3 separate regions of the Homo sapiens genome follow, and regions 2 and 3 are each linked to region 1. Evidence: read pairs that join two places in POLR2A ChIA-PET (ENCODE). Cell type or tissue: Panc1. All regions are shown on one strand.

The links. ChIA-PET counts read pairs that join two places held together with the same protein. Peaks named below come from ENCODE experiments on the same cell type or tissue, not always from the same donor. Only the 100,000 strongest peaks of a DNase experiment are listed, where the experiment ranks them.
Region 2: POLR2A ChIA-PET joins it to region 1 with 6 read pairs; 5 of 35 experiments call an interaction of 5 or more read pairs at or near these places.
Region 3: POLR2A ChIA-PET joins it to region 1 with 5 read pairs; 8 of 35 experiments call an interaction of 5 or more read pairs at or near these places.

What each region holds. Positions count from the first base shown.
Region 1 is chr12:50,533,760-50,541,759 of GRCh38, forward strand. All of the region lies in intron 1 of DIP2B (disco interacting protein 2 homolog B), which reads left to right. Among named protein-coding and RNA genes, the nearest start is that of DIP2B, 33 kb to the left of the region's middle. In Panc1, no CTCF peak of the experiment used is centred here; a DNase peak (open chromatin) is centred at 3,922; H3K4me3 peaks cover 964 bases; H3K27ac peaks cover 1,082 bases.
Region 2 is chr12:50,684,596-50,692,595 of GRCh38, forward strand. DIP2B (disco interacting protein 2 homolog B) reads left to right here. Exons shown (of 38, transcript NM_173602.3): 11 at 1,238-1,361; 12 at 1,978-2,087; 13 at 6,454-6,556. Among named protein-coding and RNA genes, the nearest start is that of ATF1, 76 kb to the right of the region's middle. In Panc1, no CTCF peak of the experiment used is centred here; no DNase peak of the experiment used is centred here.
Region 3 is chr12:50,593,694-50,601,693 of GRCh38, forward strand. All of the region lies in intron 1 of DIP2B (disco interacting protein 2 homolog B), which reads left to right. Among named protein-coding and RNA genes, the nearest start is that of DIP2B, 93 kb to the left of the region's middle. In Panc1, a CTCF peak has its summit at 3,876; DNase peaks (open chromatin) are centred at 4,058 and 4,658; H3K4me3 peaks cover 1,062 bases; H3K27ac peaks cover 3,230 bases.

The DNA of each region.
Region 1 (8,000 bases):
TAAATTTTTTTAGACAGAGATTCTCACTACTTTGCCTAGGCTGGTCTTGAACTCCTGGGCTCAAGTGATCTGCCTGCCTTTCAGCCACCCAAAGTGCTGGGATTATAGGAGTGAGCCACTGAGCCGGGCCTAACTTTATATTATAAAAAGTACCTGTTACTTTTTGGAGATGGGAGAAACTTTTTTCCCCCCTGTGACAGAAGGTGAAATCAGAGATTTGAGGTATGATAGTTGGAACTTGGTATTATCATAATTAGAATTCATCAATACTTAGAATTCATTTTTTTCTAAGCCATCTCCTTACTCTAACTCATTCCCCATGATTCTAAATTTTTTAGTCATTAGTCAACTAGTTAGAACTCCAATTAGGCATGTATTCTGGGGAATAAAATATGACTTTATCAGCATTTTGGGGAACTCAGGGACAAGAGATTCATCTGGTCAAGTTGGCATCAACAGGCTGAGGACTCATTTCTCATTTTCATGGAGAACCAAGTTTTAGCCAAATCCTTATTTTCTGGGAATTTATATTATGTATGTGTGTCTAAAAAAACACTTTCAAGACTTTTGAAACCCAATGACTGGACTCTTTTTACACATTCTCATTTCATTTTTTTTTTTTTTTTTTTTTGAGACGGAGTCTCACTGTGTCGCCCAGACTGGAGTGTAGTAGCGCAATCTCGGTTCACTGCAACCTCCACCTCCCAGGTTCAAGTGATTCTTCTGCCTCAGCCTCCTGAGTAGCTGGGATTACAGGCATGAGCCACCACGCCCGGCTAATTTTTGTACAGATGGGGTTTCGCCATGTTGGTCAGGCTGGTCTTGAACTCCTGACCTCAGCTGATCCACCCACCTCGGCCTCCCAAAGTGCTGGGATTACAGGCGTGAGCCACCATGCCCGGCCTCAGTTGGTTTTTAGAGAAATCAACTGGACAGCATTCTGAGATTAGGAGAATGTCAGAGACAGTGAGGTAACATGGAAAAGATTGTGGGTTTGGGTTTCACTTCTGTTTATAAGCTTTGTGACCTTGGGCAAGTCATTTAACCTCTCCTATCCTTTGGGAGATGAAGTGGCTAGATGAGAGAATCTAGTTCTTCCTAGCTCTTAGTTCCTGAGATGACCTATGATTAGATCTGTTTATCAAAGTATATGAAAAGGAGATCCTATTTTAAATTCACTGGAACAGGGCCTGGCGTGATAGCTCACTTCTATAATCTCAGGACTTTGGGAGGCTGAGGTGGGTGGGTCATTTGAGCTCGGGAGTTTGAGACCAGCTTGGGCAAGATGGTGAAGCCCTGTCTCTACAAAACAATATTAAAAAATTAGCCGGGTGTGATGGTGCATGCCTGTAGTCCCAGCTACCCGGGATGCTAAGGTGGGAGACTCACCTGAGCCCAGGAGGTCAAGGCTGCAGTGAGCAGTGATTATGCCACGGCACTCCAGCCTGTGAGACAGAGTGTGAGCCTATCTCAAAAAGAAGAAAAAATAAATTAACTGGGCAGTTATTTTTTAAAGAAAATCCAGGCCAGGCCTGGTAGCTTATAGCTGTAATCCTAGCACTTTGGGAGGCCAAGGCAGGACGATTGCTTGAGCCCAGGAATCAGGAAATTTTTTTTTTTTTTTTTTGAAACAGAGTCTCGCTGTCACCCAGGCTGGAGTGCAGTGGCACAATCGAGGCTTACCGTAACCTCTGCCTGCCAGGTTCAAGCAATTCTCCTCCCTCAGCCTGCCAAGTAGCTGGCATCACAGGCGCCCACCACCATGCCCGGCTAATTTTTGTATTTTGTTTTAGTAGAGATGGCGTTTCACCATATTGGCCAGGCTGGTCTCAAACTCCTGACCTCAAGTGATCCTCCTGCCTCGGTCTCCCAAAGTGCTCGGATTACAGATGTGAACCACCACGTCTGGCCGAGCCCAGGAATTTTTTTTTTTAAATTTTATTTTATTATTATTATACTTTAAGTTTTAGGGTACATGTGCACAATGTGCAGGTTAGTTACATATCTATACATGTGCCACGCTAGTGTGCTGCACCCATTAACTCGTCACTTAGCATTAGGTATATCTCCTAAAGCTATGCCTCCCCCCTCCCCCCACCCCACAACAGTCCCCAGAGTGTGATGTTCCCCTTCCTGTGTCCATGTGTTCTCATTGTTCATTTCCCACCTATGAGTGAGAATATGGGGTGTTTGGTTTTTTGTTCTTGCGATAGTTTACTGAGAATGATGATTTCCAATTTCATCCATGTCCCTACAAAGGACATGAACTCATCATTTTTTATGGCTGCATAGTATTCCATGGTGTATATGTGCCACATTTTCTTAATCCAGTCTATCATTGTTGGACATTTGGGTTGGTTCCAAGTCTTTGCTATTGTGAATAGTGCCGCGATAAACATACGTGTGCATGTGTCTTTATAGCAGCATGATTTATAGTCCTTTGGGTATAGAGCCCAGGAATTTGAGACCATCCCAGGCAACAAAGTGAGACCTTATTTCTACTAAATACGTGCATACATACATACATACATACATACATACATACATACGCCAGGCTGCATGGTGGCGTGAGCCTGTAGTCCAAGCTACTCAGGAGGATTGCTTGAGCCCAGGAGGGAAGGCTGCAGTGATCATAGCAGTGAGCTATGATCATGCCACAGCCTGGGCAACAGAATGAGACCCTATGTCTTTAAGAAAGAAGAAAAAATCAATTCATGTATAGTGAGAACCATCATTCCCTAATTTATACTCAGTCAAAAGTTACATGTTGAATATTCTTTTTAAAATTTTATTGACAAATAATAATTGTGTTTTGTTTTTTTTTTTGAGACAGGGTCTCACTTTGTCACCCTGGCTGGAGTGCAGTGGCGTGGTCTTGGCTCACTGCAACCTCCCTCTTCTGGGTTCAAGCGATTCTCCCACCTCAGCCTCTCGAGTAGCTGGGACTACAGTTGCATGCCACCATGCCCAGCTAATTTTTGTATTTTTTGGTAGAGACGGTGTTTCTCCAAGTTGACCAGGCTGGTCTCGAACTCCTGACCTCAAGTGATCTGCCTGCCTCGGCCTCCCAAAGTGCTGGGATTACAGGTGTGAGCCACAATAATTGTATTTTTTTTTTTTAATGTTGAACTGTCTTAATGCAAGGCATATGCTTAATTATTCAGAGTGTGTGCTGTTGTTTTGGCCTAGTGAGGATTAGGGGACAGGACTTTAGTTCTGACTCTGACACCTTGTAGCCTGTTGAATCCTTCTCCTAATCTCCTTTCTCCCCTACCCCCAAACTCATTATCCTGTGCTTTTTTTTTTTTAATTTTTTTGGTCACACTTACCAGATTGCTTGTTTATTATTCTCTAATTTTTTTTTTTTTTTTTTTTTTTTTTTGTAGAGACAGGGTCTCACTTTGTTTCCCAGGCTGGTCTTGAATTCCTGAGCTCAAGCGATCCACCTGCCTTGGCCTCCCAAAGTGCTGGGATTATAGGCTAGAGCCACTGCACCTGCCAGATTGCTTTATAATTGTTTGTTTACACTTCTCTATTCTTCCCAGAGGCTAGAAACCATGTCTTATTCATTTTTACCTTACCTGTTGTGAAACATTGAGGGAAGGAAATCGGTAGGATGTGAGGGAATAGGTAGGGATTGAGTAAAAAATGGCCCAGATTTTGAGTTTGAGTGACCAGGCGAGTGATAGTGTGTTATATATACAAACATCTGAGTTGCCGGTTTGGGGTGAAGAGTTTAATTTTGGACATGTTGGAGTCTATGACAATGTGGGAAGACCATCCCAGTCAACAAATGGCATTGGGAGGACATTCGAGTGGCTGTTCAATAGGCAGTTAGAAGTGGTGAATTATATCCTGGAGCTGTTGAAGGATTTGGGCATCATCTTCATGTGATTCATCAGGTGAATCAGATCTTTGAAAAGGAAAGTAAAAAATGAAGCTAATGAGGAATGCCTCTGTTTAGGAAGCTAGAGGAGAAAGAAGAGTCATCCAAAATGACAGGGGTGATCAGTCACAGAAGTAGGAGGTGGACTGGGGTGGGTGGTGTGGTGCTTCTGTGGAGACAAATAGTAATGTTAAACCTATGGAGAGCTTAGGATAATTCAGTGAGAGAATACAAAGGACTGGATTTGTCAGTTACAGTCCTGTGGCAGAATCAGAGGCTAGATTGAAAACGGGAATGAGGACATAGAAATGGTGAGCGCAGGCTTCTTATTTTGAAGTTGGGAAAAAGGAATAAAGAACAAGGATGGATTCAAAAGAGTACTTATTTATTTTACTTTACTATTACTTCTTAATAGATACCGAGGAGTCTTCATAGGGCTAAGGGAAAGAGACAGAGGAAAGAAAAGCTTGTGTTGGTGTGGGAGAGCTGGGCATAGGTTAGATCTCTGGATGTGTGGAAGAGGTGAGCTGCTTGAGAACAGGAGGGCAGGGCTGCTGTTCTCTCCTTCTCTAATAAGAAGAAGAGGATGAGTGAAAAATTCCACCTCAGAGGGAGGTTGGTGTGGGGATAAAGGGAAAAGGTTCAGAAAGGTGAAAGCTTAAGGGTTTGAGAAATGTGAAGAGAACAAGTGCATCAGCCATCGGGGAGTGTGAGAGGAATTAATGAAACACTGAAAGCATTGCCGATAGTCAGCATGAATTTGGAGTGGACACAGAAGTATGAAATGGAAAATAGCCCCACCCCACCTCCGTGCCCAGTCCCACTTCCCAAAATGTAGCTACTTTCTAAAGTCAGTTTTGTAGTTCCTGTAGTTAATAGTGTAACTTTCAGTAATATGTTGCAGTCAACAGTGTCTCTTGATCCCCTTCTGTGAACCATGAGAAATTTACCCATTTCTTGTACTCTTTTCTTCCTGAGTTTTTTTTTGTAATAATATTACTATTTTTCTGTTATCAAAGTAAATAATGTTTATATTCTCTTTTGTATAACAAAAATTAGTCTTCACTCTGTATGTACAAATTAAGCCTAAACATATTCCACACATACAGTTTTTGCAATATTATTAAGTAAATATTATTTACTTTGGAATCTAGAGGTGCTGTTGAATACTGGGAAAAGCAAACATAGTATTTTATTACCAAACTGCTTCAAAGAGAATGGCCCAATCATCAAGATCTAGTGAATCCTCTTTCAATTTCTTTCCAGCTTTCTATGCTCCTTTTAGGTCTTACTCAACTGCTGTTGTTTCTTATACTTTAAATTGTCATTTTTCTTGTATTTTTTAAAAACTTGGAATAGTTACTGTTTTTAATATGGGATGCATGCGTGTTGAGCTTTAAGTTCTTGCCTTTCAAAAACGTCTTTGTCTCATTTGATTGTCATTTGAATGTAGCCCACTTGAATACTTCGGAAGCTTTTAGGGTTTGCTTTTTGTCTTTGGAGTTCTGAAATTTCATTAGGATGTGTCTAGGCATGTGTCTTTTCTCTTTCATCCCGTTTGGCTCTAGGTAGCTCGCTCTTTTCTTTTTTCTTTTTTTTTTTTTTGACAGAGTCTTGCTCTGTCGCCTAGGCTGGAGTGCAGTGGCACTATCTCTTATGGAATATTACATACAAAAGAATATATATAAAGTGTATGCACAGGCCGGGTGTGGTGTAATACCAGCACTTTTGAGAAACCTAGGCGGGTGGATCACCTGAGGTCAGGAGTTTGAAACCAGCCTGGCCAACATGGTGAAACCCCGTCTCTACTAAAAATACAAAAATTAGCTGAGCGTAGTGGCAGGCGCCTGTAATCCCAGCTACTCAGGAGACAGGCAGGAGAATCGCTTGAGCCTGAGAGGCGGAGGTTGCAGTGAGCCAAGATCATGCCATTGCGCTCCAGCCTGGGCAACAAGAGTGAAATACTCTGTCTCAAAAAAAAAAAAAAAAGTATCCACAGATTAAAGAAGAATAATAGATTGAACACTGGTAGATCCATGATCTAGTTTGAGAACTAAAAGCTTAAAACACCTCTGAAGGCCCCGTGGGCCTCTTCTATTACTTTTCTCTCACCCTTAGATGTAACTGTCATCCTGAATTTTGTTAATTCTCTAGTTTTGCTTTGTAGTTTGTATAATCCTAAATAATATATTATTTAGTTTTACAAGCTTTTCTATGAATTTTCTATGAGTGGAATCATGCTGTATGAATTCTTCTGATTTGTCTTTTCTGCATTATGAGATTCATTCTTGCTGATGCAAGTTACTGTAGTTCTTTATTCCCCCAGCTTCTATGGCATCCCATTACATGAATCCATCTCAATTTATTAATCCATTCACCAGCTGGCAGGTAGTTTAGTTGTTTCTGTGTTTTTTTTTTTTTTTTTTTTTTTTTTTTTGCTATTGCAAATATCATAGCTATGAACATTTTTTTTTTTTTTTTGAGGTGGAGTTTCACTCTATCACCCAGGCTGGAGTGCAGTGGCGTGATCTCGGCTCATTGCATCCTGCACCTCCCAGGTTTAAGCAATTCTCTGCCTCAGCCTCCCGAGTAGCTGGGATTACAGGTGCCCACCACCACACCAGGCTGATTTTTTTTGTATATTTAGTAGAGACGGGGTTTCACCATCTTGGCCAGGCTGATCTTGAACTCCTGACCTCGTGATCCACGTGCCTTGGCCTCCCAAAGTGCTGGGATTACAGGCGTGAGCCACCGTGCCCAGCCAGCTATGAACATTTTTATATAGTTATTAATATTAAAAATATATTTACATCTTCAGTCATAGATTTTCAGATGCCTATATAGCAGTCTCAAATGAGGTAGAACAGAATCTCTGGATAGGACATTATGATTAAAAAAATTCTTTTTTTTTTTTTTTTGTTGAGATGGAGTCTCGCTCTGTCACCCAGGCTGGAGTGCAGTGGTGCGATCTCGGCTCACTGCAAGCTCCGCCTCCCGGATTCACGCCATTCTCCTGCCTCAGCCTACCGAGTAGCTGGGACTACAGGTGCCCGCCACGGCGCCCGGCTAATTTTTTGTATTTTTTAGTAGAGACGGGGTTTCACCGTGGTCTCGATCTCCTGACCTCGTGATCCGCCCGCCTCGGCCTCCCAAAGTGCTGGGATTACAGGCGTGAGCCACCGCGCCCAGCCAGCTATGAACATTTTTATATAGTTATTCATATTAAAAATATATTTACATCTTTAGTCATAGATTTTAAGATGCCTATATAGCAGTCTCAAATGAGGTAGCGCAGAATCTCTGGATAGGACATTATGATTAAAAAATTCTTTTATAGACGTCTTTGTGTTTTCCATAGTTTCTTCAATGCACTTAGTTTTATATTCTAGAATTTAAAAAAATCAACTTACATTAACACTCTTTTCCTTTGGAGAATATAGAAAAAGCTAAGGGTCACATGAGAGATTTGCATTAATAAATGTAGAAAGAATCAGTGTAACTTGCATGTGTTAATTACAATTTTTGGAAGCTTAATGATTTTGTAGAATCATTGACAAGGCCATATGTATCAAATAAGCCTATTTGTAAGTTCTTCCAGTCTTGAATTGTAGTGTTTCTGTGAAGTTTGTAACTTTTTAAGCTTCTTTTATTTATTTATTTTTTATCTAATATCAGTCACTCAAATTTCCTTTGTCAGCATTACATAGGATAAAGGAGACCTATCAAAAACTTTTGGAATCCAAGGACAAAGAACATTCTTTTTTTTTTTTTTTTTTTAAATCCATAGTCACCATCAACTTCTGTTGGGAGAACAGAGAAAGATAGACTAAGAGAAACAGAGATAGAAAATGTTTAATCCTGTATTGTGGCTTACTGTAGCTCTTCATATTCCCTTGAATTTTAGACTAGATTTCCTCCAAAATTCTGTGAACTTGGGGATATATATGATTGCCAGATGTCTGACACCTTTCTAGATTTGGAACTGTCTGGAATCTAATTTCTTCTGCTAACCCATAGTATATGAAAGAAAGTAACACACACACTATTAAGACAAACTAGAAAATATCATAAAGAGGCTGGATGCAGTGGCTCATGCCTGTAATCCCAGCACTTT
Region 2 (8,000 bases), 150 kb after region 1:
AGCCTGGCCAACATGGTGGAACCCCATCTCTACTAAAAATACAGAAATTAGCCAGGTGTGATGGCACAAGCCTGTGATCCCAGCTACTCAGGAGGCTGAGGCAGGAGAATCGCTTGAACCCGGGAGGTGGAGTTTGCAGTGAGTCAAGATTGCGCCACTGTATACCAGCCTGACAAAGTGAGATCTTGTCTCAAAAAAATAAAAGAAGAAATCAGCCGGGCCGCAGTGGCTTATGCCTGTAATCCTAGCACTTTGGGAGGCTGAGGCGGGTGGATCACTTGAGGTCAGGAGTTCAAAACCAGCCTGGCCAACATGACGAAACCCTGTCTCTACTAAAAATACAAAAATTAGCCAGGCATGGTGGTGCGCTCCTGTAGTCCCAGCTACTTGGGAGATTGAAACAGAAGAATAGCCTGAACCCAGGAGGTGGAAGTTGTAGTGAGCCGAGATCATGCCACTGCACTCCAGGTTGGGTGACAGAGAGAGGCTCCATCTCATAAAAAAAGAAAAGAAAAAGCATTTCTGAAAGGAATAAAAAACAAATTGATAACATCCCCTAATCTCTAGTTGTTGGGATGTAGTATCCTTCATTTGATCAGGAAATCATATGATTGTTCTTAAATTATTAAGTTGGCAGAATTTGTGTGGTTTCATAATGATGCTTGTAAGATGATATTTTAATGGAAATGTTTTAGACTATATCTTTTGTTGTTTTTGCTGCTGTTTTTGTGTAAGGCTTAAATCTACCCCCTTTAAAAACAGAAAAATAAAAGGATTATACAGATTTGGTATATCCATCCATTGACTTTCATTGTCAGCTTGGACATTTAGTATCCATTTACATTATTTATTTTGTTCATACCTGACTTGCTTTTCTCTCGAATTTTGGAGTGAGGCTAGGGGAAGATAACCATGTTAGCATTTATTTAATTTGCTGGAAACTAATCTAAAATAGGATCATTGCTGACTCTTGAATAAAATGGTTACATTTGTCTGGTAGGATTTATCATTTGTAATGTCTGGTTAATAAAATACTTGATTTGTGCTCAGGAAATGTTTGTATTGTGGAAATTATTTGGAAGAACACATTGTGATTGGATTTTGACAATTGCCAGATATTGGTGGGGCTCCATGAATGTTATCAAACAAAATGCCAGAGCATTACTAAGTGTCAGATATGGGCATGAGTGTGCTCACATTCGCTCCCCTACCTATGTTCATTATCATTTCTCCACAGGATGCTGGAGGTCAGCAGATTGGCTTCTTGCTAGGAAGCTGTGGTATTGCCTTAGCTCTTACCAGTGAAGTTTGTCTAAAAGGACTGCCAAAAACCCAGAATGGAGAAATTGTACAGTTTAAAGGTTAGTAACATTGTACCTGAATTATCAGTTAAAAGTTAAAACTGAGTGCTTTAATTAGCTTTTTAATTTAGTAATAGCTAGGTACTTTACATATATGTTCTATTTAATTCTCATAGTCTTATGAAGTAGGTACCATTATTATCCCCATTTTACAAGTGAGGAAACTGAGAAACAGAGAGGTTAAGTAACTTGCCCAAAGTCACAGCTAATAAATGGCAGAGCAGCAATTTGAACCCAAATCTGTCTGATTCCACAGCCCACACCCTTAACCTTTATGCCGATGGTTGGAAAAAGCTACCACTCTGTACATTAAAGCTAAATGCTACATGTAGAGACAGAGGATAGACCACTAACCTCAGTGGACTTCCACTGCCAAACGGACCTCCCAGTTGTTGAGGTAATGTCAAGGCCTGGAATTAGCATGTGGAACGATTGTACTTTTGAAAGAAGGTATAATTGTCTGGTGATTTGCCACTAAAAACTAATAAAAACTAAGTATTTTATTGATTATAAAATGATCTTAATTTGGTCTCTTGATATTTAAAATGACCAGTTCAGTGTGAATTCATTCCCTGATGGCTTAGGCAATTCAATTTTCACTTTGGGTTTGATTTAGGTTGGCCCCGGCTCAAATGGGTTGTAACAGATTCCAAGTACCTTTCAAAGCCACCGAAAGACTGGCAGCCACACATCTCACCTGCTGGGACAGAACCGGCATACATTGAGGTAAGTCCTAAGATGTAAAATATGCTTTCAGGCTTTTCCTTGGGCTTTGCTTGCCACCTTTCAAAATATAAAACTGAATTTTTGCAACGTTAATGTTAGAAGATCCTCCTGCTTTGTGAGATTTCCATCTTTTGGCTTGTAAAATGCCTTGTAGTGGATCTTCTATCCTAATTATTTTGATCATAAGTATACATTCAAGAGAATGACGGCAAAAAAAAAAGGATTCTTCATGTAAGAAAGTTACAAAAGACTTTAGGGAAGTACAAGCGTTTAGGAAATGATGTACTGGCAGAGAAATTTCTCTGCTGCTTATTTAGAGAGGTTGGGGGTAAGAGAACGGAGAAATGAGGAGGGAAAATAGCTCTGCTTAAAAGAACAGATTAGTAGATGAAAGATAAAGAGCAAGAATAAACAAATGGCTGGAAGGTTTGATATTGAGGTTGGTATAGAAATGCAATTGGCAACATGATCCCATTAATGGATTAAGCAAATCCAAGTGCACAGCAGGCACCAGGCTGAATGCTTTAAGTGCATTTTCTCATGTAGTCCTCACAAGTACCCTGTGAGGTTTGGATTATTACTAAACTTACTTTATAGATGAGGAGACTAAGACTTAAAAGAATTTCCGTAGCTGAGCAAAGGCCACATGACTCAAAAATGGCAGAGCTAGACTCAGAGTTAGGTCTAACTCTAAAAGCTGTGGCCTTCACCACTCTGCATCCTGCCTGAGACATATGCTCACCAATTGTTAAGTTAATGAACAGGCAAATCAATAAAAATTTTTTTCAAGATCTGGGGGAAAATCATCTAGCCTTGAACACTGTGGTGATAAGTAGAGAGAACTTCAAAAAATTTTGGATATAGAAAAGAGAGGCTGGGAGAATGAGTTCATGTCCTTTGCAGGACATAGATGAAGCTGGAAGCCATCATTCTCAGCAAACTAACACAGGAACAGAAAACCAAACACTGCATGTTCTCACTTATAAATGGGAGTTGAACAATAGGAACACATGGACACAGGGAGGGGAATATCACACCGGGGCCTGTTGAGGGCTGGGGGGCAAGGGGAGGGAGATCATTAGGACAAATACCTAATGCATGCGGGGCTTAAAACCTAGATGACGAGTTGATAGGTACAGCAAATCACCATGGCACACATATACCTATGTAACCTACATGCAAGTTCTGCACGTGTCCCAGAACTTAAAAGTAAAATTAAAAAAAAAAAAAAATAGAAAAGAGAGGCTGGGGTGGGACACATTGGTTCACGCCTGTAATCCTGGCACTTTTGGAGGCTGAGGTGGATGCTCCTGAGGTCAGGAGTTCGAGACCAGACTGGCCAACATAGTGAAACCCCGTTTCTACTAAAAATAAAAAAAATTAGCTGGGCATGATGATGCACGTCTGTAGTCCCAGCTGCTTGGGAGGTTGAGGCGGGAGGATCACTTGAACCCAGGATGCAGAGGTTGCAGTGAGCTGAGATCACGCCACTGCACTAGAGAGGCTGGATGCAATGGTTCACATCTGTCTGTAATCCCAGCACTTTGGAAGGCCAAATAGGAGGACTGCAAAGAAAAGGAAGAGAGTGACCAGTAGCTCTGAGAGGTGATGGGGGTATTATTGGATGCCAGGATGATTGTTTTTAAAGGTGAAACAGATCTAAGTATCTTTAAAAGACAGACAGATAGGCCAGGTAAGATGGCTCATGCCTTTAATCCCAGTATTTTGGGAGGCTGAGGGAGCTGGATTGCTTGAACTCAGGAATTCAAGACTAACCTGAGTAACATAGTGAGACCCTGTCTCTACAAAAAATAAAAAATTAGCTGGGCCTGGTGGTATGCACCTATAGTCCCAGCTACTCAAGGAGTCTAAGGTGGGAGGATCACTTGAGCCCAGGAGGTTGAGGCAACAGTGAGCTGTGTTCATGCCACTGCACCCTATCCTGGATGACAGAGCACAATTCTGTCTCAAAAAAGAAAAAAATACAAATAAGCAATTAAAAATACCAAATTTAGTGATCAGCTCTCAATCTATGTCATGTCTCAGTGATGACATGGTTCATCACTCGGTCCTCCTTAAAACTCCAGTCCTGGCTTCTTGGACTCCTCTCTCAGTTCCTCTGCCTCATTGGCCATTCCTTCAGTTGTCTTTATTGGCTCTCCGAAAGGTGGAGGGTCCTCCATTGTGTGGCTCTTGCTTAGCTCTCTGGCCTTATTAGAACTTCTACCCTCTGTCTTTCTAGGTGCCTGTTATTTTGAATTAACTTGCAGTTCTTGCTTGGGATCCTCCTATTACCCACAGGACTCTACTAGTGAGTTTAAAGCATCTCTGGGTAATAGGGAGTTATTAAAGGGTTGTCAGCAGGAGAGTGACAAGAATGAATTTATTATAAGAAGATATATCTGGACTGGTTGGGTTAAGAAAGGAAATAAGGGCTGGGCGCAGTGGCTCACCCCTATTATCCTAACACCTTGGGAGGCTTAGGCAGGCGGATCATTTGAGCTCAGGAGTTCGAGACGAGCCTGGGCAACATGGCGAAATTCTGTCTCTACAAAAAATAACAAAAATTAACCGGGTGTGGTGGCACATGCCTGTAGTCCCAGCTACTTGGGAGGCTGAGCCTGGGAGCTCAAAGCTGCAGTGAGCCATGATCGTGCCACTGCATTCCAGCCTGAGCGAGACTCTGTCTCAAAAAGAAAAAAAAAGGAGACCGGCTTTACAGTTATTCAGGTGAGCCCAAGCTTATGGTAGAGAGCAGAGAGCAAAGTAGATGGAGCTTCAGACAGTAAGGAAATAGAGCAGGCAGGGCTTAGTTACTGATGCTGGAGAGGGAGAAGGCAAGACAGACTCAGGTTTCTTGCTTGAGCAACTGGGATTGATGGCAGCATCCTTCACTAAGATAGAAAATACAACAGGAAGAGTTTCCAGGGGCAGGGACGGGGGTAAAGAAGTCAGTGATGGATATATGAGTTTCACAGGATTACTGGACATTCCAGGGGATTAGTTGACTCTGTCAGTCTGGATCTCTCTGGAGGAGAGGCTGGGTTGAAGATAGAGAACAAGGAGTTACTAGGAATGCAGTAACCTAATGGAATAAAGTGAAAAGAGATAAGGGTGGAGAATATGGAGGAGCAGTGGGAGAGAGACAGACACACAGAGACAGAGACTAGAAGAGAGGAGTATCAAAAAAGCAAAGGAAGGAGAAAACATCAAGAAAGAGAGTAGTCAAATTTTGCAGAAAGGTTCGATAAGGTATGCAAAATGTCCTTTTGATATAACAATCAAAAAATTGGGGCTGGTCCTAAGGTAGTTAATTATCTCAGTTGACTGTTCACAGTCAGGTACAGATCAAACTCCTATTCTACTCTTTCTCCCCTTCTCATTATTGACCTTGGGAACACTTAATTTTTTTTTTTTTTTTTGAGACGGAGTCTCGCTCTGTTGCCCAGGCTGGAGTGCAGTGGTGTGATCTCGGCTCACTGCAAGCTCTGCCTCCCAGGTTCACGCCATTCTCCTGCCTCAGCCTCCTGAGTAACTGGGACTACAGGCGCCCGCCACTACGCCCGGCTAATTTTTTGTATTTTTAGTAGAGACGTCGTTTCACCACATTAGCCAGGGTGGTCTCGATCTCCTGACCTTGTGATCCGCCCACCTTGGCCTCCCAAAGTTCTGGGATTACAGGCGTGAGCCACCGCACCCAGCCAAAATTTTTTTAAAGTTGAACTGGGCACAGTGGCATATGCCTGTAGTTCCAGCTACTCAGGAGGCTGAGCTGGGAGGATTGCTTGAGCCCAGGAGTTCCAATCCAGCCTGGGCAACATGGTGAGACTCCATCTCTTAAAAGAAAGAAAGAAAGGAAAGTTGATAGTCCTGGTAAAAAGCAACTTGAATGGAACATTAAGGGTAAAAGCAAAATTATAGTTGAATGATTTGGAGGAGCAAATAGGCCATTCGTTTCTAGTTCTTCCTTACAAAATTGGGTGCTTCTAACGCACAGAGACCGCGTCTTACATACCTTTCACTCTGCAGTGCTGTGCTTGACTTGTATTTATTTGATATTGTGTTTCTATTCATATAGCTCCAATCACTTGTTTATTTTAGCTTTTGAGCAGCCACTTCACACTGATGACTATTAAACTTTGAAGTCTTTTTCACATATATTTTTGTTGAGCTTTGTCATCCTCCAATCCTATCTTTGTGTGATTTGAGTTTGAGACCCTAGTACATTGCCTTAAATATTCATATTAAACATGTTAAATTCAGCCCATTATGATGGTTTTTCTGGGTTTTGTTTTTGGATTCTAGTTTTGTCATCTGAAATAACCCATTTTATTGTGTTTCTTATGTTTCTGTTTTTGTTTTCTAGTATAAAACAAGCAAAGAAGGGAGTGTAATGGGAGTTACAGTATCCCGGCTTGCAATGTTGTCTCACTGCCAAGCTCTGTCGCAGGCCTGCAATTATTCTGAAGGTCAGACCTCATCCCATGACTGCCCTCATTGTTACCTTCAGAGATGTGTGACTGTGAGCACAATGCTCAGTGATTGGACCTCATTTAATGACCGAATTCAGAGTGAAATGTCCCAAGACACATTCTTGGCTTGCTTTTGTTTTCTTCTTCTCAAAAATATGCTGTAGTTTAAAGGAACCAAAATTCTGGGCAAACCAAAATGTAAAGCATAATTTCTAGAGTACAGCAGTAGAAAACCCTAATTAAAATCCTGTTTTTGTTAGCTGTGGAATGGCAGGTATCTCCATCTTCCCCTGCCTGTATAGTGGGCTACCAGCTATACATTTGGAGTCAAAGAAATTCAGCTACCAAAAAGCATAAATTAAAACACAAAAATGTATTCGATATTTTTGAACTTTAGATAGGTTGATACATAATTGCATAAACCACTATTTGCCTCAGAATGTTCTTTGCAATATTAATTTTTTTAGTGTTTTCCCTTTATAAAATGAAACAAGTTAATAAATGGTCATGATAAAATTTTTAACCAGACAACAATGTTCTATCATGAAATTATATATATATACGCACACATAATGGAAGCAATCAAAATGCCCTTAAATAAGGATTGATTAAGTTATAATACATTCAGACCAGGCGCTGTGGCTCACGCCTGTAATCCCAACACTTTGGGAGGCCGAGGCAGATGGATCACCTGAGGTCAAGGGTTCGAGACCAGCCTGGCCAACACGGTGAAACCCCATCTCTACTAAAAATAACAAAAAATGACCAGGTGTGGTGGCTTGTGCTTGTACTCCCAGCTACTTGGGAGGCTGAGGCGGGAGAATCACTTGCACCCTGGAGGCAGAGGTTGCAGTGAGCCGAGATCATGCCACTGCACTCTAGCCTGGGTGACAGAGCAAGACTCTGTCTCAAAAAAATATATATATATATAATACATTCATATAATGGCTGGGACATTAAAATTTTTATTTTTGAATATTAAAGATATGAAGAAATTGTTTCAATGTATCATTAAGCAGGAACAAGTTAGATACCAAGCTTTGTATACCAGTTTGTCACATTAGATATCTATCTAGATGTAAATATGCCTAGAAGTATATGTGTGTGTATAGATAGAATGTTTAGAGATATATACATATACACACCAACTTTTTTTTTTTAGGAAGTATCTTTTAGGAAATTTATATTTGTCAAACTTCCCAAGTTTCTAAAATAAGCATGTATTCTCCGCATATTTAGGAAAAAAATACCTCTTGGAAGAAATGCCTAAGTCACAAGAAGTTTCTAACTCCTTGGCTCTGTTGTAACCACATTACCCTATGAGCAGTCCTCTACCCGTTTTGAGGAGACCCTCAAAAACCCGTGAGAACTTTTAGTCATTTCTCTAAAAACATCAAATCAGGCTGGGCGCTGTGGCTTATGTCTGTAATCCCAGCACATT
Region 3 (8,000 bases), 60 kb after region 1:
TCCTCTCCTCTCCCCTCCTCTCCTCTCCTCTCCTCTCCTCTCCTCTCCTCTCCCCTCCCCTCCCCTCCCCTCCCCTCCCCTCCCCTCCCCCCCCCTCTCCCTTCCCCTCCCCTCCCCTCCCCTCTCCCCTCCCCTCCCGTCCCCTCCCCTCCCCTCCCCTCCCCTCTCCTCCCCTCCCCTCTCCTCCCCTCTCCTCCCCTCCCCTCTCCTCCCCTCCCCTCTCCTTTTCCTCTCTTCTCTTTTCTTATCTTTTCTTTTCTTTCTTTGATGGAGTTTCACTCTTGTCGCCCAGGCTGGAATGCAATGGCGCCATCTGGGTTCACTGCAACCTCCGCCTCCCAGGTTCAAGTGATGCTCCTGCCTCAGCCTCCTGAGTAGCTGGGATTACAGGTGTTTGCCACCATGCTCTGCTAATTTTTTTTGTATTTTTAGTAGAGGTGGGATTTCACCCTGTTGGCTGGGCTGGTCTCGAATTCCTGAGCTCAGGTAATCCACCCGCCTCAGCCTCCCAAAGTGCTGGCATTACAAACATGAGCCACTGTACCCAGCCTCCTTTGTTTCTTTTTAAATGTGAGGTATCAAAGCCCAACCAACCCTTCTCCACTGCCTCAATAATTAAGAGCACAGAAACAGATGTCCTGAGTTTGAATATGAACCATGACATCTTTAGCTATTTTCTCTTTGATATGAATTCCCATACCTATAAGAATAGTGTTTACCTCAAGGGATTTTATGAGAATTATTTTAGGTTTAATTTTATTGATGAGGCCTTTACAAGAAAAGAAACTCTTTTGTATTTGGCTGATGTTTCGGTTCAGTTTAGAATTCAGCAGAATTTTCTTTAATTTTGTAAAGTCAATACGTATTAGTGTTAAGCTTGGTACGTGTATTACCTCATATGATATAGTTTAGGACTTACATAACAGTATACTGCATTTATATAAGTGTGAAGCAGCTTACATGATCAGATTATTAATTGAGAGTTCAACATTAATTGTCAAATAGGAAAAAGTCATCGAAAATATCAAAATATATTTAAAAAGTTTAACCCACCTCTAATATTACATATTAAAAGATATTTATGGTTTTATATATAATAAAATGTGCGTTGCTAGTCTGTCTTGGTATTATATCAGTTTATATGTTTTGCTGTTTTTATTTCACATTACTAGTTTTTAGGTAGCGTTATCTGGCTTATTTTAACAATGTGAAATAACTGTCAGGTTTGAATGACAACTCTTAATGGGCTTGTCCTGCAGATTCCAAGATTCACCTTTTTGCATTTAACTGTAATGTAGTACTATGTGCTTTGACATTTTCTTTTTATTGAAAGAAATATCTACTTTGAATAACATGATATGTTTTAAAAATGATTTTCATACTACTGTTAAGTTAAATTGGCCATATAAATTAAGCTCAAGCTTGCATTTTAAAAGGAATAAACACATTCACAGCCATTGGCTCTAATAATGAGAGCAAAACCATGCTGACTCTGGTGATGCGTGTTTGCAAGCTAGTCGTGCACACAGTCGTACATTCTCTGACCCTTTGTGTGGTGGTGAATCTGTTTAGCTAGGAGAGTAAACTGGTAAGGTTTTTCATTTTTTAAAAATTTATTTATTTATTTATTTGTTTTGAGACAGGGTCTCACTCTGTCACCAGGGCTAGAGAGCAATGGCTCCCGATCACAGCTTAGCTCAACTGCAGCCTCAACTTGCCTCCCACTTCAGCCTCCCTGGGTAGCTGGGACTACAGGCATGCACCACCACACCTGGGCTTTTTTGTAGTTTTTGTAGAGGTGGTGTTTCACCATGTTGCCCAGGCCAGTCTTGAACTCCTAGGCTCAAGCAATCTGTCTGCCTTGGCTTCCCAAAGTGCTAGGATTACAGGCATGAGCCACTGAGCCCAGCCAGTTTTTTATTAACAGAAAGTATCAAGTACGTCAAGATTATATTTAATGTGGCCATTGAGGAGAATACTACATACATGTTCCTCTAGAACAGTTTTCTTACTTTGTGACAGTTGAACGTATTCAGCAACAAGTCTGTGTATTGATTTACATTATAAAATAAGCCATTTATTCATAGAAGTAAAATCTCCCATGGACTCAAGTAAAAATGTATGAGAAAGTAAATAAATAGCCTCTGGCACGTGACCTCCTGGGAATATATTGAAGTGCTCCCACCGTCTCCTCCTCCACTCTCAGTCTTGCCTTATCACCCTCAAGGAGTAGGATTTCTTTGTACCTTTGTGATCTCCAGTAGTTCCTGGAACATATCTTTCTGCTGTATGTAAGGAATTTATAATGTTCAGTAAAGCAGAATAATTTGATCATACTTTGCCAATAGGTGCTCCCATCTTCATGTAGTATTCTAGTCTGAGAAGTCCATGGCTGTAAGACTTTGGTTCATGTAAGAAGAATTCAAGGTCATTTATGAGTGCTTTGTAGTTGAAGTTCCATGTTTCCAAATTTACTTGTAAGTAAACTTAGTATATCGAAAGGAGTCTTTAACAGGGATAGAATTGTTTTAGAAGTATAAAAGTAAGAATTATAAGTAGAAACAAAAAATAAAAAATTGGGAGAGGGTCTTATGACTCAGTTTTGACTGTATGAGTTTGGTTGTCTCTCTTGCATGGTGGTAAAAACAGATTAACAAAAGAACAGGTATGGATGGTTGGAGGCAGGTCGTTAATATCCATAGCCAGTCTGGGCTGTGGAATCTTAGAGCTTTTCTGCTCATCTCTTCCTAATGGCTGTATAAGTGCCAGACCAGTCTGAGCTTCACTTTTGACCTGTCTCCAGGACTGGGAACCTCTCAGAAGGTTGACCTGGTTTGGATGATCCTAAAAGAGACAGTTTTCAAGTGGAATTAAAATAGACAGAATTCATGGCCAGGTGCCGTCACTGACACTTGTAATCCCAGCACTTTGGGAGGCTGAGACAGTGGATTACTTGAGCCCAGGAGTTTGAGACCAGCCTGGGCAACATGGCGAAACCCCACCTCTACCAAAAATTCAAAACTTAGCCAGTCTCATAACCCAGTCTCTAAATAAATAAATAAACAGATGAAAAAAATAGACTGAGAATTCGGTAACTAAGGAGTTGGATAACCCAAGATATTTAGATAAATCTTATTTACGTGTTTTTAAAAATAGCTGTCACTTGTCTTGGTTAGTTATATTTCCTTAAAACTTGGTGGTTATTACTTTTTATGAAAGAATCATTAGTATTTACTTTAAATGTAGTCAGATATTTATATGAGTAAATATTTCCACTAACTTCTTTTAGAAATTTAAATTTTAAAAGAAATAATTTAGTTTTTTTGTTATGTAGGTAGGGAAACTTACCAATTTCCCCAGTCTTTTGTGAATTCTATGGCCTTTTAGGCAAAACAAGAATATATACCCAGAGACACCATTTATACCAAGGCACTCCACTACACAAACTCTTCTGCACCTTGTTTTTCACATAATTATCTTAGAGAACTTTCCATGTCAACATATGTAGATTTACTTCATTCTTTTTAAGGGCTCAATAGCACATGTTGGAATGGGGAAACTATTAATTATTTGACAACATAACTACTTAAATCATTTAAAAAATATTTTAAGAAAAGGCATTTGAAAATCTGGCATCTTATATTGAAATCTTTGGATCTTTGTCAGTATCATAGTACTTCATCTAAATAATTTTCTTAGTTTATCCATTGGGCAAATAACTGGAGTACGCAGACAGCAGCTATCTCACTTTTTTGATTATTCTAAACAGGGAAAAGGTTAAAAATAAGAGTGTTACCTTAATATAGCACCATTAGGTGGTGCTGAGCCCTTCTATGCATGGAGGAGCGTTAATACAAACGAGCATCACTTCTTTGAATCAGAGGATGGGATGCGTGTTGTCTGATGGATCTGGGGGAGTTTGAGAGGAGGAGAACACAGCACATGGGAGTCAGTGAGGGTGGCTCATGCACATTTCCTGTTCAGTCCTTGACTGAGTCACAAGTGATACAGACTGGCAAGTGTGTGATGACTGCCGACTCCTGTTTAGCCGAAACAACAGAGTGCTTTAATAGTATTTTAGAGCTGCTTTTTTTGTAATTACATTTTCAGTCTTTGTGCACATAAAGTATGCATTAAAGTGAATTCTCACAATTAAGGAGAAGGATGAAAACTGAACAGTCAAGTTCTTTTGATAGTTTTACTCATTGGCTGAGCTGTTTTCAGTCTTTCAGATTTCCTTTTCTTTATGCAAACTTAGTGAGATAAAGTGAGCACGCTTGCTGAACTGAACGGGGTCACACTTAATTCCTTCAGGTTGGGTCCAGAGCAGCCATATGACTGACTGATGTAAGTTTCAGAAATAACTCAAGTAATTTCTAAATATGAGTTTGATTTAGTTTCTTTAATGCCGTCAAGTCATTTGCACCTACCCCACTTTTGCATTACTGAGCAAAGGACTTTTTCTCTTTCCTTTAGAGGAAGGAGAGACCAGGAATCCTGATCATTTATAAAAACTGGGTTAGCCACATAATTAAGGTAATAAGGATGATACTGTCTTGGAAACATTGGATTCAACCTTCATCACAAGATGTGGCCTTCTTGAATATATATATTTAAAAAAAGTTAAGTAGTTTTAATTCTAGACTTACACCCTTAGGGAGAATCTTAACACAAGTCCTTTTGTTGGCCTGCCTTCTGTTCCTCCCTCACACTACCCTCCTTTTCCCTCCCTCAACCCCCTGATTCCATCCTCTTCCTCTTAGAGACTTCTGGAACATATTATTTTACCTGGCTTTTCCACTACTTCTCACATTGCTCTAAAATGTATCCTTTTGCAACACCAAATTCCTCGTGACTGCCACTGCGTCATCTCTCTGGTCATCTATAAATGGATGCTTTTACAAAGCAGCCTGCTCTCCTTTCTCTAATGAGAATATAAAACATCTCCTTTCCCTTTTTTATTCTTTCTTTCAGTTGCAGCTTTGATGATAATCCTTTACCAGCATCTTCCAAGATGTCTTCAGATCCCCTTCCCTCCCCTCCCCCCTCCCCCCTCCCCCTCCCCTCCCCTCCCCTCTCCCCTCCCCCTCCCCCTCCCCCTCCCCTCTCCCCTCCCCTCTCCCCCTCCCCTCTCCCCCTCCCCTCTCCCCCTCCCCTCTCCCCCTCCCCTCTCCCCCTCCCCTCTCCCCCTCCCCTCTCCCCCCTCTCCTATCCTTTCCCATTGAGTGGACACATTTTTGTCTTTCTTTTGGGTAGATTCCTAGAAGAAGTATTGGGTCAACACATATAAACATTAAAAAAAAAAAAAACTCTTGGCTGGGCACAGTGGCTCAGGCCTGTAATCCCAGCACTCTGGGAGTCTGAGGTGGGCAGATTGCTTGAGTCCAGGAGTTCAAGACCAGCCTGGGCGACATGGCAAAACTCCATCTCTACCAAAAAAATACAGAAATTAGCAGGGCATGGTGGCCTGCACCTGTAGTCCCAGCTACTCAGGAGGCTGAGGTGGGAGGATTGCCTAAGCTCTGGAGGTGAAGGTTGCAGTGAACCGAGATGGCACCACTTCACTTCAACCTGGGCCACAGAGTGAGACCCTGTCTCAAAAAAAAAAAAAAAAAATTAAAATTTAAAAACTCTTGAACAGGCTGAGCACGGTGGCTCACGCCTGTAATCCCAGCACTTTGGGAGGCCAAGGTGGGTGGATCTCCTGAGGTCAGGAGTATGAGACCAGCTTGACCAACATGGTGAAACCCTGTCTCTACTGAAAATACAAAAAATTAGGTGGGTGTGGTAGTGCATGCCTGTTATCCCAGCTACTTGAAAGGCTGAGGCAGGAGAATCATTTGAACCTGGGAGGCGGAAGTTGAGTGAGCCGAGATTGCGCCATTGCACTCCAGCCTGGGCAACAGCGCAAGACTCAGTCTCAAAAAAACAAAAAACAAAACAAAAAAACAACTCTTGAACACTGCAATTGTTTCCCCTGAAGGGATGGTCTGATTTCATTATTTCTTCATTTTAACCAGCTATTCGTATAATATAACATAGAAAGCTTGACAGGGTGTAATCATAGCCTTTGTCCAGGGAACTTGGAGTCACTGTTATTTATTAGTGTAACAGCTATTATCAACACCATTTCTATAAAAATTACCTGTTTTCTGCGATGGCAATAGGAGATTTTTGAGATTATGATCTTTTGTATTGTTTTGCTCTTTTCCTGATCATGTAATTTATGACAACAGTTCTCTAAGGACATCCGTATTTATATTCACATTCAACTGCTTCCATTTCCTGCAGCTCAACTGAGCAGGGAAAAAAAATTGAAATATTGAGAACCTTTGTTTTTAATTAGTAAGCTACCTCAAATGTCAGAGATGGTGCAACTTTATAGAATCAGAAAGAACTATTTTCATGATGGTAAGTAATTAACTTTTACTCATTCAGAGTAGGAGACAAGTAAATTCAAGAATCATGTATGTTTGAATTATATCTCTGCCCCCTCAGTCTTTATAGATAAAATCAGGACAGTTGATTTAGACATCTTTTGACATCTCAAGTGATATCCAAAACCATCCCTGGCCCCTACCAGCTAGTGTTGGATGAGGACAAAATATTTTCTGTGAATTCACTTTTTAAATTATTTAACTGTGTTGATACTAGAATAAATTGATTCCTGTTCTCCACAGAAATGTCCTTGTTGTAGCGTGCATAAATGTGGGTATCAATAATACTTTGCAAATGAGAAAGACAAATCTACCTGTTATTCATAAACTAGAGGTACTTCAGGTGTTGGGAGTGAAAATCTGTTCACTGGAGGCTGGGTAGGGTGCACCTGGCCTGGGATTACTGCCTGCAAGATCATCTTTCCCCCTGTTGGACAGCTCAGGAAAACATTCACTTATCTACTGAAAGAGGTAGATAAGTTTTTAAATCAGTGGCTTGTTTTTAGAATGGTTTCTGTAAAATCTGGGTGTTGGTACTTATTTTTTTCCCCTTCCAAAAATTACCTTTTAAAGATGAATGAGTGAGTGGGAGAAGTCTGATATTTGCTTTAGTGATAAAGCCTAGAACATGTTTATGTTTCTCAATTCATTGATTTGCATAGCTATTTCCTCTTCCTGGAGGGCTCCCCCTGGAAACCTCTTCCCAAGATATCTGTAGGGCTGACTCCTCCTGGTCTTACCACCATCACCACCATGACCACCATCACCACCACCACCACCACCACCACCACCACCACCACCACCACCACTACCACCACCACCACCAGGTGTAGTTCACATCTCACATTCTCAACTGGGTCTGCTGGATTGCCTGCCTCACCCATTGGAAGCCCTCATCCCTGCTCTCTTTTTCTAACTTTTCCTTAGTGCTTTCTACCTTCTATCATTCCATATAATCTGTTTATCTGTTATGGTATAATTTGTCTTGTTCCTTCAATCTAAGCTCCACAAGGGGACCCTTGTCTGCTTTGGCACATCCCAAGTGCCTAGACCAGTGCCTGACTTTCGTAGCAGGCCCTCAGCATTGGCCAAATGAGGGATTAGTAGTAATGTGTGTTTATGTGTATAGTACAAAGTGCGTGGAACATGATGACCAGGGAAAGTCTTTTCATTTAAAGGGTGTTTGCTATATATATCTATATATTTTTTTGTTTGTTTGTTTGTTTTTTTTTTAGACAGAGTCTTGCTCTGTCACCCAGACTGGAGTGCAGTGGCGCGATCTCGACTCACTGCAAGCTCCGCCTCCCAGGTTCACGCCATTCTCCTGCCTCAGCCTCCTGAGTAGCTGAGACTAGAGACGCCCAGCTAATTTTTTTCTTTTGTATTTTTAGTAGAGATGGGGTTTCACTGTGTTAGCCAGGATGGTCTCGATCTCCTGACCTCGTGATCCGCCCACCTCGGCCTCCCAAAGTACTGGGATTACAGGCGTGAGCCACCGCGCCCGGCAGCTTTTTATATTTTATGTAAAATATTTTACATTTTTTTTTTGTATTTGGTTTTTAT